Linked DNA regions of Homo sapiens: region 1 is linked to region 2. Evidence: read pairs that join two places in POLR2A ChIA-PET (ENCODE). Cell type or tissue: OCI-LY7. All regions are shown on one strand.

The links. ChIA-PET counts read pairs that join two places held together with the same protein. Peaks named below come from ENCODE experiments on the same cell type or tissue, not always from the same donor. Only the 100,000 strongest peaks of a DNase experiment are listed, where the experiment ranks them.
Region 1: POLR2A ChIA-PET joins it to region 2 with 26 read pairs; 2 of 35 experiments call an interaction of 5 or more read pairs at or near these places.

What each region holds. Positions count from the first base shown.
Region 1 is chr9:132,927,565-132,935,564 of GRCh38, forward strand. It overlaps TSC1 (TSC complex subunit 1), which reads right to left. Exons shown (of 23, transcript NM_000368.5): 2 at 7,469-7,531; 3 at 1,203-1,388. The coding sequence starts at 1,308. Among named protein-coding and RNA genes, the nearest start is that of TSC1, 13 kb to the right of the region's middle. In OCI-LY7, no CTCF peak of the experiment used is centred here; no DNase peak of the experiment used is centred here.
Region 2 is chr9:132,102,245-132,110,244 of GRCh38, forward strand. It overlaps LOC105376302 (a long non-coding RNA gene), which reads left to right and starts at 976. Exons shown (of 3, transcript XR_930403.1): 1 at 976-1,063; 2 at 1,469-1,562; 3 at 1,928-2,338. In OCI-LY7, no CTCF peak of the experiment used is centred here; no DNase peak of the experiment used is centred here; H3K27ac peaks cover 583 bases.

The DNA.
Region 1 (8,000 bases), 830 kb after region 2:
CAGGCTGGAGTGCAGTGGCACAATCTCAGCTCACTGCAACCTCTGCCTCCTGGGTTCAAGCAATTCTCGTGCCTCAGCCTCCCAAGTAGCTAGCTGGGATTACAGGCACCTGCCACCACGCCTGGCTAATTTTTGTATTTTTACTAGAGATGGGGTTTCACCACATTGGCCAACATGGTCTCAATCTCCTGACCTTGTGATCCGCCCGCCTCGGCCTCCCCAAGTGCTGGGATTACAGGCGTGAGCCGCCACACCTGGCCCTTTATTGCTTTTTTAATTACAAAAAATAATCCATATCTACTGTTAAACATTCAGGCTATGTAAAAGTACATAAAATAAAAATGAAAGTGCTCCTCACCACCTGCCTCCCAACCCACTCTTCACAGATAAACACCCTTAAGTTTAGAGTGTGTCTCTTCAAACCCTTTTCTACTTGTATAACCACACGCACACAGCCCTCATGTCCACAGACACAGACACAGTTTGTGCATGTGTGTGTTTTTTCCACTGAACAGTATGTTGTAACCACCTTCCCACGTCAGCATCTATGGCCTATTTCATTTCTTTCCGTCCTCCTAGTGTTCCACTGCATGGCTCTACATAACTAATTTAACCATTCACCTACTGAAGGATACTTGGGTTTTTCCAATTCTTCACTGTATTTCACTCAAAGCTGTAATAAGATACAGATTCTTATAAATGGCCCAAATGGTATGTGTTTTAAAATTGATGACTGATGCTCCAAAAGGCTGAACATCAATTCATATTCCTGCTAACAGTGCCCATTTCTATATTCAATATTTAATTTTGCCAACCTGGTAAGCAAAAAAGGGTACTATTTAAATTTGTATTTCTCATATTAAAAAGAGGTTAAGCACTTTTCATATTAAAAACCACATATATGATTTACAGTTAAAGCAACATCTGGAATTTGCTTTAAAATATTTGGAGGGTGGGAGAGTCAGGGAGGAAAGAATTTGAAACTGGATTCATGGGGTTCACTGCATGATTCTTACTTCATGTGTGTGCATACTTGAGTATTTCCATAATTGAAAGTTTAAAACACATATAGATACTCTCTTTGGGTGTTTAAAAAACTTTTCAGAAGATGAAAACTAAAATGTATCAGCAGGATTCTAGTGGCTCTAAAGTCAATCTCTTCTTTCTAGAAGATAAGCTAAAAAGGATATTATTTTGCTAACCAGAATTGAGGTTCTCTTTAAAGACAGCTGTCACGTCGTCCCGCACACCCAGCATGGGGGAGTCCAGCATGGCAAGAAGCTCCCCGACATTTGCTTGTTGGGCCATTCTCTCGCTCGAAGGCGCTGTGCTGGCTCCAGGACGTGTGCTACAGGTTCTGAAGGTTCTTCATTGGGGCCACTACCAAACTGAGAAAAAGGAAGATGAACAGTCACTAAATGGCCCCATTTTTCTCCATAAAAAAAGAAAATACCTGCAAGACAAACTAATGCACGTGTTCAATGCAATGGAAAGTTTGGCCAGAATTCTCTGATTCAAACAGTGAGTACATTTAGCTGATAAAAGAAGATAAAGTGTATGAATAATTCTTTGGCGAGTTTATGAAGAGGGTTTCTACAAAATATAACAATCAGAAAGAAACCTTAAAAACTGATACCAGTCACAGCAACTTAATGATAGGATCAAATCTAAGTTTTATTCCTACTTCTGATTCTACCTTGGGTTTTGGCTAAGACCACATTTATATTTCAAATTATTGATCTAAAAAGCAGACAGTCTTTTTTCAGCAAAAGAACTAAATACATACTATTTCCTTCTTGACAGTCTCATCAATGGCTAAGAGTTAGTATAGCTGGTTAGGTCACAAGTCTGTTAAGTCCAACATCTAGCATAAACTGGGGATCATTTCTCTGTTTTAGCATATACCTCTCATCTGAGACATCTAATTGCACACCCAAATACCACTGGCTACAGGGAGGTATCCATAGATGGGATCATCAGGGCAAATCTTCAAAAACTCACCCTTCAAAACCCAAGCTCTCTATGGTAGTAGAGCAGCTGCTTTATCTTGATATACAAAAAGCAGCTCATTCCCAAGTGTAACTATACACATTTACGATTTCTCCCCCACTTTGATCTCTGAGGCTATATTTGTTAAAACAAGTAACAACAGTTATCATTCATAAGCACTGTACACCTTTCACAAACATCATTGTATATACTCCTAATATGACCACCATGTAATTGGCACTTTTGTCCCCATTGTACAGGGAGCAGAATGGAGATCAAGCCATTTGTTCTGGGTCACAAAGCTAGCAAGAGGCAAAACCAGAGGAGAAAAACTGATATTGGAAGCTAGGTATGCCCGACTCCAAAGCCCCAAGCCCTTAAGTGTCACACTAAGCTAACCTGTGGTTTTGATCATCACAGCAAGTCTGTGATGTGATGTGATGTGGTGTGAGCAGGTATCATCCTTATTTTACACATGGGGATATGCATGCCCAAAAAGGATAACACTTCCTTTTCTTTCAGTAAGTGTAAGTAGCAGTTCTTAAGCTTCAATGTGCATCGAAACCACCTGGGATACTTGCTAGAAATGCAATACCTGGGCCCCTTCCAAAACTGTATTTTGGGCTCAGGAATCTATATTTTAATAAGCACTCCAGGTAATTCTTAAAGTGAGACACAAATTATTTTTGAGAAACACTATGATAAAGAAAAATCCAACTAAAGAGTTAAGCTGAGGCCGGATGTAGTGGCTGAGGCCAGGCATGGTGGCTCACGCTTGTAATCCCAGCATAATGGGAGGCCGAGGCAGGCAGATCACCTAAGGTCAAGAGTTCGAGACCAACCTGGCCAACATGGTGAAGCCCCGTCTCTACTAAAAATACAAAAATTAGCTGGTGTGGTGGCGTGTGCCTGTAGTCCCACCTACTCAGGAGGCTGAGGCAGGAGAATCACTTGAGCCTGGGAGACGGAGGTTGCAGTGAGTCAAGGTCATGCCACTGCACTCTAGCCTGGGCAACAAAGCAAGACTCTGCCTCAAAAAAAAAAAAAAAAAAAAAAAAAGAGAGAGATAAGCTCCTTCTGCAAGAATGCCAAATTTAAATTAGCCATGACCCCAAAAACTGCCAGGTATTAACTTGCTATCATCTATATTCTTATTTAATTACAATCTTGTGACATTCACTGATTTTGGCTCTTAGTAAGTTAGAAGTTCATTTATCAGAAAAATCAATTAAAATGTCTAAATGCCTTTTTGATACCATGATATAGGAAGTTGCTGACTCATATCTATAAATAAAAATCTTACAAGTAAATCACATAGGAAGTTAATTTCAAAGGGCTCCAAAATGTGAGACCACCGTTGGTAAGATTCTACCGTAAAAGTTCAAAACCAAAAAGCGATTAGTATGGTATCAGGTACATATAAACACTCGCTGCATAGTACCTGTATATTATCATAAAAAATACCAGTAAAAATCTTTGGGCCACCACTTTCAAGATGACTTTTTAATGGCACACTTGTCTAGCTAACCCCCACATTGATTTCTGCTTCAGGTAAATCACAAATGATTCTCAATTAGTGACAAAGAATGTTGTTCATAAATTTAAAAGTATCTTGTCCCTAAGTTTGGTTTTGTTTCAATAAAATTGTTACTTACCTACTATTTGTCTAGGGAGACTCTGAGTTTGCCTTCTGTGTAGTCAGAAGACGATAATGTCATATCTGGTCCTCCAAATGCAGGCAGCCCCAGAGCCCGGAGTGACATGAGCTCAATTTTAAACAAAGATGGCGCCCATCCAGTCAACTTGGCGATAGTGTGGGCTAATCAGCTTGGGCCACCTAGCTTGTTTTTCCATTTGCAAAGTAAGGTTTTATTCTAAAACACATTAGAAACACGTTTTGGCAACAAGTTTTTCTCTCTGGTTCCAAAATCCTACTGTCGGCCGCGTTGGTGGTATAGTGGTGAGCATAGCTGCCTTCCAAAATTCTACTGTTTACCATAGTTTTTAATCTCCAGGAAAAATATAAACATTGGGTTTTATGTGAGATTCTTCGCATAAGTGGCTCAAGTTCAAGCATTTTTGACATTCTAAAAAGCCCTCCTAAGAGTTAAATCATAGCTTTTGGAATCAGTCCCACAACTAGAATATCTCCTTTTTAAGCACATTCAAACATTTGAGGGTCTACAGTAAGTGCAAGGTGTTAAGCAGGTAAAACAGATTTAGCCAGTGCAATGAAGAATTAAATGTTTTATAGCAGAAAAAAAGACATGGTTCAATATGTGTACAAAAAAGGGGAAGAAACCAGCCCTACATGGACTCAGTCAGGGGTGGTGGTAGTGGTGGATGAAATATACACATGTTAAACACACTTTACAGCCTATAGAAGACTGGCTGAGAAAAGTCAATTAAAGATTAGCACCACAGACACAAGGAAGCATCAGTGTGTTAGCCACAAAAGTCTCTAGCCATAAGTCTCTTTTCCATTTTGGAAGTAACTCACCATAGAAAATAGCCATACAGGAGAAGTTAAAAGACAGCAACTGGGTGAATGGATTTCTGTATCGTACATGCTAAAGCAATATTCCATTTAGTTTAATATTATCTTTAGTGGCCACATACAGTGCACAGTACAGTGCTGTAGATGATGCTAGTCATATTCAGAGGGCATGACCTTCAAGGCCAATCTCCACTCCAAAATCCATCACTCTGCCATCTTCTGGATCTCAGTAAAAGGCACTACCATCAGTCTAAAGCAAACACCCAGGTGACTCCTTGACTCTTTCACCACCCCCACCACCACATCTAATCCATCAGCAAACCCTTTGCTATCACCTCAGTCGAAGCCCGCATCATCTCTCAGAGACAAGGGAGCAGCAGCCCCCCTCACTACTCTCCTTGCTTGTATTCATGCTACCCTACAAAATTCATTTGCCTCCAAATAACCACAAGAGACATTGAGATATAAACATCAGAATCTCACTCCTCTGTTTAAAATCATCCAATGGCTTCCCATGGAATTAATAAGAGCCAATAACATTATGGAACTTATGAAACTCATGAGTAGCCTACAAGGCCTCATAAGATCCAGCCAGTTATTAACCTCCCAACCCCCCTCTGCCTCTTCATTCCTCTGCTCTAGTCCCAGTCTTCCCAAACACAGGAATACTGGTTCTTTCTTGCTCAAGGCCTTTGCACTTGCTGTTCCCTCTATGCATGAAACACTCTTCTCCCACATCCTTGCACAGCTGACGGTCTCGCAGATATCTGATGGGCCTCCCCTGACCACCCAATCTAAAGCAGCAGGGAGGTTCTCAGTCATCACTTTTCAATAAAAGATACTTTGTAATTCATGAGAAACCTTGAACTAAGTTTAAACTATACAACTAGTAGCCAGATTTGATCCAATGATACTTATGATCTCAAAAAACATGGAAAGCAGGGATCTGCCAAAGTTCAGTTTCAGTCTCTATACTCAGCCAAAATCTGGTGGCTGTCTGGCTTTGGCTTTGGTGTTTTGTTTGTTTTTAATTGAGACAGAGTCTCGCTCCATCACTCAGGCTGCAGTGCAATGGCACAATCTTGGCCCACTGCAACCTCCATCTCCTGGGTTCAAGTGATTCTCCTGCCTCAGCCTCCCGAGTAGCTGAGATTATAGGCGCACACCACCATGCCTGGCTAATTTTTGTATTTTTCGTAGAGATGGGGTTTTACCATGTTGGCCAGGCTGGTCTCGAACTCCTGACCTCATGTGATCCTCCCACCTTGGCCTCCCAAAGTGCTGGGATTACGGGTGTGAGCCACCACACCTGGCCAAAAATGTCTTAAAAATGAGGACAAAAGTATAAACAAGAGTACCCCATGAAAAAAGAAAAATGCTATTAAAAGCTGGGGTTTTTTTTGTTTCAAAATAAGAATAATTGCTAAAGGCGGCCAACAATTTTTAGTAATTGAAGAGTAAGGATCTTTGAGGCTTGCCAAGCTATGAATCCCAGGTACAAGGTTCCTTCCAGAAAACCATCTACCAGAAACTTTCCTGAATTCTGCTTTGTCCAAAAATGTTACCAATGACGCTGTGTGCCAGTTGAGATGATACTACACATGTGACATAGTGACCACAGGAGTAACCTAGCAGCCGGTAGTGCCCACAAAGTATTTTTCCTATATTAAAATTCCAAACTTCTAAAATCTGACTACTAAAATGCAATACAATTACTATCGTGAAAAATGTTTAATAAAATTTGAGATTTACTTTTGTATCCCAGAATTTACATTTTATGATGGTGATATTTAGCTTGGGGACCTCAATGATCTGAACACTTAACCATTTGACTTTGGGTTCAAATTCATATACAGTGGACTTCTAAAAAAGGAACAGTATGAAGTATACACAAAAACACTGAAAATGAAAAATCAAACTCAGAAAACTTTCCCTACTTGAGAACAATACTTAACTTTCGACAGTCTACAATTTGTATCAAGACCCTACTTATGAACCAATGTAGAGCTGTAAGACAAAAATCCCTACCTTATTTTACAATTCCTACGACAGAGGTGAGGCAGACAGTGACAGAATACACTAAACAGCAACCACTGAGCCTCGGCATGAGTCACAGAGCTGTCCATGTACAAAGACAGCAGACCAAGCACCTCCCGTCTTCCCTACACCCTTCCTATACACAGCTCTGTTGCGCTTGGCACTATTACTGCTAAACCAAAATTACAGTTCAGTGATCAGTTAAGTCACTAAGAGGAAATTCCATCCGTGGAAATGCCGGCGCCTCAACATTTATGAAGGATATATTCTGAGACAGGATCATCCAATTCCTAAAAACTACTATAGCATATAATTTATCCCCCAAAATTAATTTAAAGCAACAGATATAGCCATGTTAAGATGCAAATGCTCACTCACCAGCTCAAGGGTTCTCAGCCCAGGATGTACATCAGAATCACCTGGAGAGCTTACAGAAACTCTGGAGCAGGTTAACTAAGGGATGGAATCCGGACATCACATTTGGTTTGTTTTTATAAACCCATGCAGATTTCTCAGGTGCAGCCAGGGTTAAGAACGTCTGCACTAGTTAAATGACTTGTGCCAGCACACAGGCTTTAATTGAATGAAGTGGTCACAACCAAACTTTGCTGCTAAACAGAGCTGAATTGAGTCCACTAAGTACCAGCTATGCATCTTTAGGAAAATTGACATGTTTGAACCCGAATCCTCACCTGTAAAATGGGGAAACACCAAAAGCGTGGCTGTGAAGAAGAAAGTAACGCATATAATGCGCTTTGCACAGTGTCAGGCACTGAATACAAGCAACTAATAATCATCAGTAATGTGACTAATCCCTTCATGCCATAGATGGTCCAGTTCCTGGCAAGTAGCTAAAACTGTAAATGTTAAATCCCTGAATGCACGACCATGGGCAAGATAATTCCCTCCCATCTTCCTCTAACCACTGGCCTGGTTATAGCTTACCTGTTCTAGCGACAACTGGTACTTCAGTTTCCAGTGCTGTCAACCTGGTGTCTTTCATGGTCACTGAAGGAAGAAAACATATGTACAATGAAGCAAAATCCCAGATGTAATCAAAAGCGGGTTAGGGGTTCATCTGGCACAAGCTTCTTCCTCCTCTATCCCTGACAGGTGGCCACCACGTTTCCACTGGAATGAACACTCATAATCATTGGAAGCACGTGCCTCTCCCCGTCTACATTTCTGAACAGCTGGTTGCTGGAAAATTCTTTATATTGTGCTGAACTTGTAATCTCTGTCTTTTGTTAATGTCTGTTAGAGGTATAAATGAATGGGCAGGATAGGCCCTAGAATTAGAGAGTTCCGGGTTAAAATCCAAGCTCTGCAACTTATTAGCTGTGTAACATTTAGCTATTTATCTTAAGTCTCCAATGTCTAACCGTAAGTTACCTCGTCTGTAAAGTTAGAATAATGATGGCATCAAGCTCACAAGGCTTGTGGGGATTACATGAGATGATGCATTCCATTGCCCTCG
Region 2 (8,000 bases):
TCCAGGTCAAAAAAAAAAAAAGAGATAGAGAGAGAGAAAATAGAGGGGCAGAAGTTATCAAAGAAAAATAATACATGACAATTTCCCAAAACTTTAGGGCAAACATTTCCAGATTTAAAGAGCCTTCAGAGTGCCAGTGTAAAATCATGTCAAAAGCTTCCAAAGACAGAATGTCATACACAAAAGATCAAGGATCAGGCACTGGACTTTTTTTTTTTTTTTTTTGAGACGGAGTCTCGCTCTGTCGCCCAGGCTGGGGTACAGTGGTACAATCTCGGCTCACTGCAACCTCCGCCTCCCAAGTTCAAGCAATTCTCCTGTCTCAGCTTCCCAAGTAGCTAGGACTACAGGCATGCGCCACCGTGCCCGGCTAATTTTTATATTTTTAATAGAGACGGGGTTTTGCCTTGTTGGCCAGGCTGGTCTTGAACTCCTGACCTCAGGTGATCTGCCCACAGGCATTGGACTTTCTAACATCATCACTGGAAATTGGAAGAAGGCACAGGCCTTCATAATCTTGCGGAAAAATATTTCCAACCTAGAACTTATTGATAATCTTATTTTATTTTTAGAAAGAGGGCCTTGCTATGTTACCAAGGCTGGAATGCAGTGACTCTTCACAGGCACGACTGTAGTGCACTAGTCAGGCTTGAACTTCTGGCCTCAAGTTATCCTTCCACCATAGCCTCTCAAGTAGCTGGGACTAAAAGTATGCACCACCATGTCCAGCTGATAATTTTTTTTCTTTTAGAGATAGGGTCTCACTATGTTGCCCAGGCTGGTCTTGAACTCCTGGACTCAAGTTATCCTCCCACCTCAGCCTCTCAAAGTGCTGGGATTACAGGTGTGAGCCACTGCACTCAGCCTCCAGCTGATAATTTTATCAATCAAGTGTAAGTGTGGACTAAGTATGTTTCAGACATGCCTGGTCTCACTGAATTTTCCTTCCATGCATCTTTTCTCAAGAAGCTACTAGAGGACGTGCTCCATCAAAATGAGAGAGTAAACCAAGAAAGTGGAAAACAGAGAATCCAGGAAACAGGGGATGCAACAGAAGAGAGAGGTAAATGTTATTACAGAGGACCCAGACCACAGGTGTGCACAGGGCCCAGCACAGCAACCAGGCTGATTGCAGCCCAGGATAGAGGGCTTAAAGCAAGACACAGAACTAATAGGTTCTGAAGTTTTAATTATATTAACAAAAGCTTTAGAGTTGTGACAGAGATAAATTAGCAACTACATTGAAAATATAAAAACCCATCAAAATTACTAACTCTGAGAAAAATGAAATTGTACCAAAAAACGCAATCACAGTGCATTGGGTAGTCAGTGGCATATAATATTTTCCCAAGTCATAGGACAGTAAACACTGAATATTGGTTTAACTAGAACCTGTGATCTTGGGGTGGTGAGATAAGATAAACGTGTGTGTGCCTGTGCCTAAGAACTAAATCCTCATTTTCTATAGCAGGTAGTCGATTATATGATGCTTAAAGCTGAAACATCAAGATAAAGCTAAAAGAGTTGAAGGTGGCTGCCTCTGGGACAAGGGATCAGCACCAGTGAGTAGGGCTATTTTTAGAATAAACCTTATAGGGCTACTTGATTTTTTAAACTATGTACATGCATTTCTTTATATATCTATATATATATATATATATACATACACACACATATATATACACACATATACACACATATGTATATATATGTGTGTATATATAGTGTGTGTATATATAGTGTGTGTATATATATGTGTATATATATATGTATATATATATATTTTTTTTTTTTTTTTTTTTTTTTAAAGGGAGGAGAGAAGGGAAGAAAATCCTCTCTGAAAAAGGAGGCATTGGCGGGTTTTGGGAGGAGGCGGCCCCTCTGGCATCTTTGGGTTTTCTCTGACTTCAGCCTCATTAAATCACAGGAGGGAGATGACCTCAGCAAAGGACATCGAACCTGTGGGAGCACCTGTGAGGCAAGAAGTCCTCTGCCCTCTACCCTCACCCTCCCCAGCCATCACAGTGCGGTGGCAGACAGGCCCTGTGAGCGGCAGGCACCTGTCAGTGCCAGAGTCCTCCCAGCAGGCCTGGTGGCCCTGGTGAAGGGGTCAGCTTGGGAGAGACGAAGCTTCTTGGGATGGAGCTGGGTGGGAGAGGTGGAGAGGAGGACTTCATGGCTACATAGTACATTACAATCATGCCTGTGAATAGTCACTGCACTCCAGCCTTGAAGGGAGATGGGGCAGGGGGTGATGGAGAAACTTCCTTGCAACATGGACCTGAGTGGATCCCACCCTCCTGACACCCAATGGGAATGTTAATATGGCTCAGCTTGCTCCGGCAGCCAGAGACACCCTCTGTCCTCTGAGGTCCTCAACTCTCTGCTTCAGTCTCCAACTCAGAGAAAATCTCAAGAGAGGGGCATGGCTCCTGGCAGGGGGGTTGGGGAACAAAAGAAAATGTCGCCTCCCATCAACAATGGGTATGTGGCTCCTGAGAGGGCTGACTCCTGGCACACCCCACCCCAAGTCATGTAGGGTCACTTTGGGTGGGGCTTCTGGGTTCCTAGAGGTAGGAGGGATTTGAGCAAGACCCCAGGCAGAACTCAGGCTCTGCAGCTCTGACACCCTGGAGCTCAGTACAGTCACAAAGAAAAGTGGTGAAGAGTTCAAAGAACATGGGTCACTCCTAGCCTGAGAACAAGAGAATGGCAGGTGACCCTAGATGGCGTCCTCTATCCTCTTTTAAAATATGGCCGGGCGCAGTGGCTCACACCTGTAATCCCAGCACTTTGGGAGGCCGAGGTGGGAGGATCACCTGAGGTCAGGAGTTGAGGACCAGCCTGGCCAATATGGTGAAACCCCATCTCTACAAAAACACAAAAACGAGCCAGGCGTGGTGGTGGGCGCCTGTAATCCCAGCTACTCAGGAGGCTGAGGCGGTAGAATCACTTGAACCCGGGAGGCGGAGGTTGCAGTGAGCTGAGATCGCACCATTGCACTTCAGCCTGGGCGACTGAGCGAGACTCCGTTTCAAAAAAAAAAAAAAAAAAAGGACGGTCACCATCAAATTGTACTGGGCTTTCAAGGGAAAAAAACATGTGAGATGTGCTATCAAAACACTGAAAGAGTAGACTTTAAGTGATGAACGTTCTCAAAGGGAGAAGGAAATTCAGTGTGGAGCTCCGTGAACAGCGGACGTCTCTAATTTGAACCCAAGAAGGAATAAGCTTATTCCCCAGATTCTCCACAGAATCAAAATCCACATCGTAGGGAACTAACTAGCATTGGTGGATGGTAACATGTTAAAGAGCAGGTGTGGGGACAGGGTGTGTCTGGGGTCAAATGTTTGGAAAATGCTGAATTAAACAAAGGAAATGGGCAAGAATGCTCAATAATGTTCATTGTAAACATCCCAAAGAAGTTTATATCTTTTGACAGTTGCACCTGTTTTTAAGAAGCAATGGATGGGATTATAGTTCCATGGAACACATTTTGGGAAACACTGGCCAAGTATCTCAAGCCCCTGAGGGCTTGGCCATCCCTAGCACCTGTGTGCAATATGCTTGGCAAGAACACACATCTGTGAGCTTCTTTGCTCCCCAAACCCCCACCTAGCTAGGAAGTTCTGAAATATTTGCAGGATGGACTCCATCTTTTTGTCATGCACAAGTCATATAGTTTATGGTTTTTGCAAAAAGGTGTGTCTTTCATTAATTTTCTTAGACATGGGGAAGAGCCTTGGAAAATAGGACCTTAGCTGACTCGATTCTTCTAGTTCTTACTTTTTTTTTTTTTTTTTTTTTTTGAGATGCAGTCTCATTCTGTCGCCCAGGCTTGAGAGTGCAGTGGTGCAATCTCGGCTCCCTACAACCTCCACCTCCCAGGTTCAAGCTATTCTCCAGCCTGAGCCTCCTGTGTAGCTGGGATTACAGGTGCCCACTACCACTCCTGGCTAATTTTTTTTTTTTTTTAGTTTTCACCATGTTGACCAGGGTGGTCTTGAACTCCCTTTCTCAGGTGAGCTGCCTGCCTCAGTTTCCCAAAGTGCTGGGGTTACAGGCATGAGCCACCAAGCCTGGCCTGGCTCTTTCTTTCTTGATTCCGTGGGTCTCTCTTCAACCCCACACATCACCCTGAGAATCACCTGTTTTCATGCCCTTGTTCCAAGAGCTGTTTGTCAAGCCTTAAATGACTTATGTATTTATTCAGGGTCCCTTTACCTTTTTAAAAGGTGGAATGCCACAGGCCCACTTGCAACAGGGGCTTCTCATGCGATATTGGTGCCCTTGAGGGTGTGGAAATGCGCAGGTGACAAAAATCCACTCTGTAGTCCATTCACCAAGTCTTAGTTGATTAACGCTACTATGATACCTGAGACTGGGTGTCTCATAAATAACAGAAATTCATTCTCTGGACGTTCTGGAGGCTGGGAGGTTCTAGGAGCCTGCAGGTTCCGTTGTCTGGTGAGGGCTGGTCTCTGTGTTTAAGATGGCACCTTATTGTTGCATCCTCCGGGCAGGGTGGGGGGCAACGCTGTGTCCTCACATGGCAAAGGCGGAAGAGCAAGGGAGCTGAAGGCTGTGTGAAGCCTCTTTAGTAAGAGCCTTAATCCCATTCACAAGGGAGGACCCCTCATGGCCTAATCACCTCTTAAAGGCCCCATCTCTCTTAATTCTATCACACTAGCAACACCTGAATTTTGGAGCGGACACATTCGAACCACAGCACCAATTCCAACAACATGGTTTGGGGCTGCATCTACCTGGTTGGGGGGCGGGGGGGCGAGGAGCACCTTTTGCTCACTGGCACAAAGGTGCTGCTGAGTGGGCCAGTGGCAGCTCTGACTTCCTGTAAGGTTATAGGGTTTACAGATTTCACCAGATTAGCATAACCTGGGAGTAGCCTCGTGTCAATGATTTCTGAGTTAATTAATGGTGTCTTTGAACTCCAGAATTGAGCTGAGCGGTTTTAGACCCACACGAAGCCAGCAGCTCTGCACTGGCACCTCTGAGAAGGGAAGGGAAAAAGGACGTTTGACCAATTATATTAAAATTGCGGGCTGGGCATGGTGGCTCATGCCTGTAATCCCAGCACTTTGGGAGGCTGAAGTGGGAGGATTGCTTGCATCCAGGAGCTCAAGACGAGCCTGGGCAACATAGTGAGACCCTGTCTGTAAAAAAAAATTAAAAATTAGCCAGGTGTGGTGGTGTGCACCTGTAGTCCTAGCTACTTGGGAGCCTGAAGTGGGAGGACCACTTGAGTCCAGGAGGTTGAGGCTGCAGTGAGCTGTGATCACACCATTGCACTCAGCTTGGGCAACAAAGTGAGACCTTGTCTCAGGAGAAAAATAAAAAAAGAACTGCTGCTACTTCCTTCCTAAAAACAGGCCCCCTCTTCCTTCCACTGTGGAACTGAGCATTCAGCCTCAGCCACCAATTTTGTAAATACAAATTTCCCCTTCCCCTCGCACACTGACCCTCAAATCTCTAAGCAGCCTGAATAGCACACGAGGGTACTATAGGGCACATCAGCATGCCCTGAAGGCAACCTGGACGTTTAATTTTTTAAATTTTTTAAATTTTGTTTTTTGAGACAGAGTTTCCGTCTTGTTGCCCAGGCTGGAGTGCAGCTGTGTGGTCTCAGCTCACTGCAACCTCTGCCTTCCGAGTTCAAGCGATTCTCCTACCTCAACCTCCTGAGCAGCTGGGATTACAGGTGTGCACCACCACGCCTGGCTAATTTTCGTATTTTTAGTAGAGACAGGGTTTCACCATGTTGGCCAGGCTGGTCTCGAACTCCTGACCTCAGGTGATCCGCCTGCCTCAGCCTCCCAAAGTGCTGGGATTACAGGCATGAGCCACCATGCCCAGCCCAACCCGGCCTTTTAAATTTTTACCACTTCAGTGTTTTCTCACTCTGGGTGGGAGGGAATCTTCTGTATTATAGCATTTCAGAAACACTCTTGAAGACAGGATGGAGACATGTAATGAATCTTTTTGATTTCCAAGGTATGTCCTGTGTTTGTGAGTGAGATTGTTTGGGGGTATGAGTTCCCTGGCTCAGTGCTTCTCAAATTTGAATGTGTAAATGAATCACCTCAATACTTATTAAACATGCAAATCATGATTCAGCAGGTGTCTTTCTAACAAGCGGCCAAGTAATGTTGATGTGGCCAGTCCACCGGAGGTGCAAAGCATGGCGATGGTGCTGCCCGTGCTTTGGGATCAGAGACCCCCGTGTTACAATCCTGCTTCTGTCTTTTACTCACTGCTTGACCTTGAGTAAGTTATTGACCTTTACGGAGCCTTAGCTTTTTCCTCTGGAAGAGACAGAGAAATGGATATCCACTTCCAAACACTCTTGTTAGAATCACATGAGATCATCTACCTCTTAACATTCTTGTTAGAATTACGTAAGCAGCATGGCTTCTGGCATGTTGGAGGCTCTCATTCAATGGTGGGAATTCCATATTTTTTCCTCTGCCTTTTAAAAAACAAATATCAGAAAAAGAGAGAAAACTTCGTTAAACAAAACCTCAGTTGTAACGTTTACCTGGTCTTTGCCACCGAGTTTAGACCACAGGGGCTCCCAATGTTTTTGTCTCGTCCCAGTCCACCTGAGGGCCAGGACTGTGCCTGCACGTGGTTAACGCTCACTAACTGGTTGCTGAATGAATGACTAATGCACTTCCGCCAATAATAGTAGCTGTAGCTGGCAGTGGGGCCCACTTCTCCCTAAGGCAGCAAAATTAGAATGTGTGGGAGGTGGGGATAGAAAGTAGATGAGAAAAGCTCTCTCCAAGACTCTAATACTCCCCCAAGGGGGCATCCCTTCTTCCCATTTAGGAATCAATAGTCCAAAGGAACTTCCAGAAAACTTAATTTTACCTCTTCTAAAATCATACGTTGTTTGGTTCTCTTGTTTCCTGTGAGCCCCTACAGAGGAACAAAAAAACAAAACTGCAAGGGCGGCCAGGGAACCATTGTCAGCTGTGCTGGAGAGGAGGGTGGCTCTCTTCAGGTGCTCAGCCTTGGAGGCCCCGTGCTGCCTCGTCCCTTCCCTGGGGCTTAGCTTAGCTCTCTTTGTTGAGTTGGCAGGTCTTTGGCTAAGGATTTGCACATCGTCAGTGTTACAACCTGCTGCCACTGTTGTATCTCGTGGCCGCTCTGCCCTCTGTGCAGCCCAAGAAGTCTTGGCATCCCTCTGCCCAGGCATGAAGCTTCCAAGTCTTCGCCCCACTCTCCAAGCCAAATTGAGCTGTCTCTGCCTTGCCTTTCATTTTCTTTCTCTGTGGGTATAATTGTGTTGACAGCCACAAGAAACCAAATGTTTCCCTACATCATTTAGAGATGTGTGGCCTATGAAATTCCTTTCCATTTTGTTGTTTTCACCATGACTGCAATGAGCACAGTTGTCAGGAGAAAAACCTCAAAACATTTTGGGGAAATAGAGAAAACTTAGCATCCTAGCAATGTGTTGCCATTAGACTAATGAATCAATCAGGCAGCCAGATCACAGTGACTGCCTGAACAGAATGCACCTAGCTCCATGCAGATGTAACCTGTGATGTCACAGCCATGGCCTGTCCAGTGCATCCCAGGGCTGAGTGAAACACAGACCCAGTTGGGAGCTGAGAGGAAGGATGGGGTGAATAGCCAAGGGGGTGTCACAGGGCAGATGATGAGTAGGTAAATTACTGAAAGGTGCAGTTAAGATCTGAGACTAGGAGTTAGAAAGACAGCGAAGGTGGCAAGAGACACAAACATGGGATCTCCCTAAATCCATCACACGGATTTATTTTTTGTCTTAAAGGGATATTTTCCCCTGATTATAAGAGTTCTATTGACCTATTAAAGACAACGTAGAAAATATAAAAGTAGTTGGATGCAGTGCCTCATGCCCTTAATCCCAGCCCCTTGGGAGGCTGAGGTGGGTGGATAGGTTGAGCCCAGGAGTTGGAGACCAGCCTGGGCAACATGGCAAAAGCCCATCTCTA